Regions from separate parts of the Homo sapiens genome. Here region 1 is linked to region 2. Evidence: chromatin contacts called from ENCODE Hi-C or POLR2A ChIA-PET data. All regions are on one chromosome and are shown on one strand. The core of a region is the stretch at or near the end of the contact, and the rest is flanking DNA. Distances in the headings are between cores, read along the strand shown. Region 1 holds the start of ZNF266 (zinc finger protein 266). Region 2 holds the start of ZNF562 (zinc finger protein 562).

Region 1 (3,053 bases), core at 247-2,746, 240 kb before region 2:
GGGAGTAATCTTTGATGCACTCCTCTCTCTCACCATAGAAGTGGAGTCAGCCAATTCACAGAATGCTTTGCCCAGCTCTTATTTCCTTCCCCTTCAGTATGGCTAAATCATACCATATTTTTGGTCTCAGCTTGCATATCACTCTTTTCTTAGCATTGCCTATTCCAAAGAAAAATAGAGAAAATAATTCTGTCCTCTACTTTACTTACAGACCTTCATCAATTTGTAATACACTTATTTGCTTGGTTACATGACAGCCTCCTCCACTAGTTTACAACCTCCCTAAGAACAGCCCTAGGCTGAATTTTTTTACTATGCCTTAATTAACCATTCAGACACTCATCCATTTACAGGATACACCAATAAATGAAGGATACATTTAAACACGGCACAGAATACAATCAGAACTACCAAAATGTATAACTTTCTGAAAGAACGAGTGACTGCGCAAAAAGACAATATAACGGATAAACAGTGTCTGCTAGTTTTAAAGAGACTAAAAGACATGAAACTTGGATACGTAATAGATCCCAAAACAATCAAAACCATATATTGGAACAAAGTGGAGAACTGTACCTTTTTACACAGGGTACATATTAACAACATTTTAAATTTTCTGGGGTAATAGTATTATGGTTTTAAAAGGACATGTCTTTATCCACAGGACACGTATTACCAAGCATTTAAACCTTAAGTGTCACGCCTGCAATGTTCAACTTACTTCAAAGCCTCCATTCCTTCTTCCTAAAAGCCCGTTTTGAAGCTCTGTGGGGAGGTACAGGCCTAGGAAGTTCAGATAAAAAGAATAGCTGAGTATTCTTGCTTTTCTTCAGTAGAAAGACTTCTGGTCTACAAACGTTTATATTCACATAGAGAAATAACCACACCCCAGATACCTAAAAAATAGCTTTATGTTTCTACCTGAATGTAGAGTGTCAAAAGTAAATACAGGATGCGCAAAGAGAAAAACAAATTCTCAGATAAAACAGGAGGAAGAAGCCCCCGAAACCAACTTTCACCCCAGTACTCACCGCGACGAGCTGGACTCGCCAGGTACGGGAGATTGGGGGGATGAAGGACCAGTCAACCTGATTCGAACGACGAAAACTCGTTGTTTCTGGAAAAAAAAAAGTCACAAAGAATTGCTTTGGAAGAGTTTGAAGCGGCAATCACCGTGTTTGCAAAAATCGTGAGGAAGCGCCCTTACGACAGATCCCGAAACGGCTCCTGGCCCAGGGCCGTCGCAGTGACAACTCGAGTGGCTTTTTGAACCTGGCGGCGCCAGGAGGACCCGCGCGGCCCCGGCGGACGCGAGCGGAGCAGGCAAGGTCTCTCTAAGGAGGCCCCTCGGCGGCCTGGGGCAAACCGGTACTTTCGCCACCCCTTCCACCGCTGGCTCCCACCCGTCATCCGACCTCGCCAAAGCTGTATTAAGCCCAAACGCCACCAGGAAGAAAACGGGTTTGGCGGCGCGGAGAAAGCGCCGGAAAACACAGCAGCGCTCCGTGACGTCACTTCCGCCTCCAGCCTCAAACCTGGAGGAGCGCTCGGGAACTGCAACCTCAGCCGAGCTGAACAACCTCAGGCAGAGAGATTCTGGTTTACTCCCCAGTGGCTACGGAGACGCCTTGGAGGCCTTGGAGTCTGCTCACCTTGAGGGATGGAGGCCAAAAGGGGCCCAGAGCACAAGGCTGAGGTTAGAACCAGCCCTGCGGACGGGGCTAACCTAGGGTGGGGTCGGTGGTGTTGGCAAAGTTAGAGGTGGGGGCTCCCCCACAGGATGTGCACAATGCTCACAAAAAGCTTTTATTCTCACCTCCTCCCACGTTCCTAGCACCCTCAAAATGATGCTTCCTTTGATAATCCTGCCAGTCCATGATATGGCCTATCTCCTCCATTCATTCAATCTAGTTTTAGTTTTTTATTTTGTTTTTGTTTGAGACAGGGTCTCACTGTGTAGTCCAGGCTGGCGTGCTGTGGGGCGAAACTCATGGGCTCACGCCATCATCCCGCCTCAGCCTCCCGAGTAGCTGGGTCTACAGGCGCAGGCCACCATGCCCGGCTAATTTTTTTTCCCCCAGAGTTGAGGTATGTTACCCAGGCTGATCTCAAACTCCTGGGCTCCAACAATCATCCCGCCTCAGCCTCCCAAAAGGCTGGGATTACAGGCGTGCACCACGGCGCCGGGCCCAATTCAACTTGAGGCCAATATTTCCCCTTATTTCATTTATCTGGACGCCATGCTAAATTCTAATAGTTGATTCCTTTGTGTATTCAATATGCTGATACTTTTTGTAAATGTTGATTTTTTTTTCTTTGACTAATATATTGTTTTCTGAGATCTTACAGTGAGTTCCAGGGCCTCGTTGTAAAATACCGCGTTGTAAAATAGCACTGATATCAGGCATTCACTTCTGCAGGAGTGATTCTAGTTTCTCCAGAAATCGTTTTTGCTGTGCTTTGTAGTGGGTGGCCTTTATGGAGTTAATAAAGTTATTTTGAACACTGTTTTACTAACATGAAGAACTGTTCATGTACATTATCAAATATTTTGTGAATCTACTGAACTGGTAACTATTTTGCAGTTAATTTTTCAACTCAAAAAGATTTTCTTTTTTAAGTTTCCTCTCTTGCATTAAGAAGTCTTCATAAACTCTAGATTACATATAGATTTCCTAATTTTCTTCTGCAGCATATTACTTTAAAAACATTGAAATCTTTCATACTCATGGAATGTGTTTCAGTATGTGGTGTGGGATAGTGGATACAATATCTCTTTCCTCCAGAAACACGGCCAATTATTGTAGTACCACATATTGATAAACTGTCCTTGATTTACTGATTTCAAATTCCATGTTTATTAAACTATAAATTCCTATGTATACCTGTATCTGATTCTAGACTCTATGCCAGTAATACATTTACTTATGCCAATATCAAGATCATAATCTTTTCATTCCAGTGGTTTTGTATCAACTAATAATATTCCGTGGTAATAATAATAATAATGGTAGCTTTTTTGTTTGTTTGTTTTTGAGACAGTCTTGCTCTGT
Region 2 (3,263 bases), core at 471-2,970:
CTGGTTTCACTTTGCAGCACCCAGCGTTTTATTTTTTTATCTCCAACAGCTGGGATTACAGGGGCCCACCACCAAGCCCGGCTAATTTTTGTATTTTTAGTAGAGACAGGGTTTTACCATGTTGGCTAGGCTAGTCTGGATCTCCTGACCTCAGGTGATCCGCCTGCCTCTGCCTCCCAAAGTGCTGTGATTACAGGTGTGAGCCAGTGCATCTGGCCTGGCTTTAAGTAGAAAGGCTTGCAGCTGGTAACAATTAGAAAAAAAATAACCTGCAAGAAAATAAAAATTAAAAACTAAAGGCTTAGTCTACACGCGTTCATATTTACATACAAAAACGGGCACACCCTAAACAACTATGTTTTTTCCATCTGAATGTAATGTGTCAAAAATAAGTGGCGGGTGGATCACTTGAGGTCAGGAGTTCGAGACCAGCCTGGCCAACATGGTGAAACCCCATCTCTACCAAAAATATAAAAAATTAGCCAGGTGTGGTGGTGCACGCCTGGAATCCCAGCTACTCGGGAGGCTGAGGCAGGTGAATCATGTTATAAAGTTTTCATGCCACAAAAAAAAAGCACTCAAATATAACATTTTCTTTTCTCAGCAAGGCAATTTACTTCTACAGAAGGGTGTGCCCTCACAGATGGAGCAATGGTGAGCACACACCAGGACAAGGGAGGGGAAGGGGTTCTTATTCTTGAGGAAAGTGGCCCCTGCCGCTTTGTCCTTCCCCGATGGCTAGGGTTAGACCCCACAGGCTAAACTAATTCCAATTGGCTAATTTAAAGAGAGTGACAGGGTGAGTGGTTTGTTGGGGAAAATGGTTATAACAGAGCAGGAAATTGGAATGAGTCAGGGTGGAAAATGAGTCAGGGTGGAGTAAGTAATCGAAATAAGTCTGGGTGGAGCAGGTAATCAGAATGAGTCAGGGTGGAGCAGGTGATCGAAAAAGGTTGCTTTACGGAGAAGTTTAAAAGTAGAAGGCAAAGAATTAAACATACTGACATATTGATTTTTTAAAAAGAAATTTAAAACTCATATCTAACAATCACTTGAACCCGGGAGGTGAAAGTTGCAGTGAGCCAACATCGTGCCACTGCACTCCAGCGTGGGCGACAGAGTAAGACTCCAAATCAAAAAAAAAAAAAAAGTAAAGGACATCAAGACAACGCCAGATTCTCAGATGAGACATTTTTTAGCAAATAAATGGAAGTCACAGCCCTCTTGAAACCATTTTTCCGCCGTTGCTCACCAGGAACATGCCGGAAGAGATAGGTTCCAGACGCGGGAGAATGCGGGGCCAGAGCCAACCTCACCAGAAGGGCAGAAATCCTTTTCCTTTCGGAAAGAAAAAAACTCCCAAAGGTTGCTTTCCAAGCTTTTCAAGAGAGGAGCACAGCGGATGAAAGTACTCAAGAAAACACCCGGCGGAGGCGGAACAAACACACTTCCCGACGCAGCCAGACGGACTGTGCGGCCTCTCGGAACTGGCCAGAGGCCGCACCAGGAGGACTGACAGCCCCTAGAAAAGCGAGTGAAACTAGGCGGATCTGAGAGGCTCCTGGGCGACCACGCCCAATCCTTCCTTTGCCGCCCCGCTGGTATGTCCCGGACCCCCAAGCAGGTAGAACTCACCACAGCGGGGTGGACTCCACCACAATAAAGGTTAAACGGCACTGACCATGCTGAGCCACAGCCGGTAAAGATGGCGGTGGCACACTGACGTCACTTCCGCTCCGAGCCTCCGGCCGGGTGGGGCTCCAGGGCTTGAGTTTCAGGCACGTAGGACAAAGAAATTCTAGTTTCCTCCTGGGTGGGTGCCGGACAGTGCCTGGGGTTGGCTCAGGGAGCGGGATGCAGAAACGGGTTCAGAGAAAAAGATGAGTTTAGAACCGGACCTCTGGACGGAACCGTGGGCGAGGGGTGGGGCCCATATTTGGGGGCGGTTTAGAGGTGGGACCCGGCCTAGCCCGCGTTTCAGGTGCCCAGACGGGTTGGAAAGGCGGGGATGGGGGATGGGACGCACCCCAGAGGATGCTCCTCCAAAGCTTATCCTGGGCGGGCTCAGTGGCTCACGCCTGTAATTCCAGCACTTTGGGAGGCTAAGGCAGGTGGATAGCTTGAGTCCAAGAGTTCCAGACCAGCCTGAGTGAAATAGCAAGACCGTGTGTCTTTTTTTTTCTTTTCTTTTTTTTTTTTTTTTTTTTTTTGAGACAGAGTTTCACTCTTGTTGCCCAGGCCTGTGCCCGGCTCGACCCTGTCTCTATTAAAATATATATATAAGGCCAAGCGCCAGTGGTTCACGCCTGTAATCCCTGCACTTTGGGAAGCCAAGGCGGGCGGATCACCTGAGGTCGGGAGTTTGACACCAGCCTGGCCAACATGCTGAAACCCCGTCTCTACTAAAAATACAAAAAAATAGCTGGGTGTGGTGGCAGGCGCTTGTAATCCCAGCTACTCAGGAGGCTGAGGCAGGAGAATCGCTTGAACCCGGGAGGCGGAGGTTGCGGTGAGCCGAGGTTGCGCCACTGCACTCCAATCTGGGGGACAAGAGCGTGACTTCATCTCAAAAAGAAAAAATATATATATATGTGTGTGTGTGTGTGTGTGTGTGTGTGTGTGTGTGTGTGTCAAGCTTTTTTGTATGCCGCTCCTCATGTTCCTGGAGCCTTTCCATGATTCTTCCATATTAAACCTGCCAGTGATAGATGGCATGGTCTGTCTCTTCCATTCAGTCATTCTTTCTGTAGGCCTTTATTTTTTCTTTTTCTTTTTCTTTTTTTTTTTTTTTTGAGACGGAGTCTCTCTCTGTCCCCCAGGCTGGAGTGCAGTGGTGCAATCTCGGCTCACTGCAAGCTCCGCCTCCTGGGTTCACACCATTCTCCTGCCTAGCCTCCTAAGTAGCTGGGACTACAGGCGCCCGCGACCACAACCAGCTAATTTTTTTGTATTCTTAGTAGAGACGGGGTTTCACGGTGTTAGCCAAGATGATCCCCATCTCCTGACCTCATGATCCACCCGCCTCGGCCTCCCAAAGTGCTGGGATTACAGGCGTGAGCCACCGCGCCCAGCCTATTTTTTCATTCTTTATTTTATAGAACCTGCTGTTTCCATTGCGTTTTCTTTTTACTTTTTTTTTTTTTTTTTTTTTTTTTTGAGACTGGAGTCTCACTCTGTTGCCCGGGCTGGAGTGCAGTGGTGCAATCTCAGCTCACTGCAACCTCCGTCTCCTGGGTGCAAGTGATTCTCCTGCTTCAGCCTCC

What was found. A loop is a pair of places that touch in the nucleus more often than their neighbours do. ChIA-PET counts read pairs that join two places held with the same protein, here RNA polymerase II (POLR2A). Pooled maps may share reads with other maps.
Region 1: a map of CD4-positive, alpha-beta T cell shows a loop between it and region 2 (10-fold over the local background). The contact joins the promoter of ZNF266 here to the promoter of ZNF562 in region 2. A Hi-C loop is called at or near these places in 1 of 168 maps with a recorded cell type or tissue (CD4-positive, alpha-beta T cell), 7 of 37 single-sample maps with no recorded cell type and 15 of 50 pooled maps. POLR2A ChIA-PET finds 5 or more read pairs at or near these places in 1 of 52 experiments (B cell).

Annotation. Positions count from the first base shown.
Region 1 is chr19:9,434,077-9,437,129 of GRCh38, forward strand. ZNF266 (zinc finger protein 266) reads right to left here and starts at 1,497. Exons shown (of 11, transcript NM_001370374.1): 1 at 1,208-1,497; 2 at 1,032-1,117; 3 at 722-783; 4 at 1-159. LOC105372269 (a long non-coding RNA gene) reads left to right here and starts at 1,565. Exons shown (of 3, transcript XR_007067133.1): 1 at 1,565-1,696. RefSeq lists an enhancer at 1,288-1,417.
Region 2 is chr19:9,673,380-9,676,642 of GRCh38, forward strand. ZNF562 (zinc finger protein 562) reads right to left here and starts at 1,721. Exons shown (of 6, transcript NM_001130031.2): 1 at 1,636-1,721. RefSeq lists enhancers at 690-1,889, 1,428-1,927, 1,606-1,665, 1,928-2,927.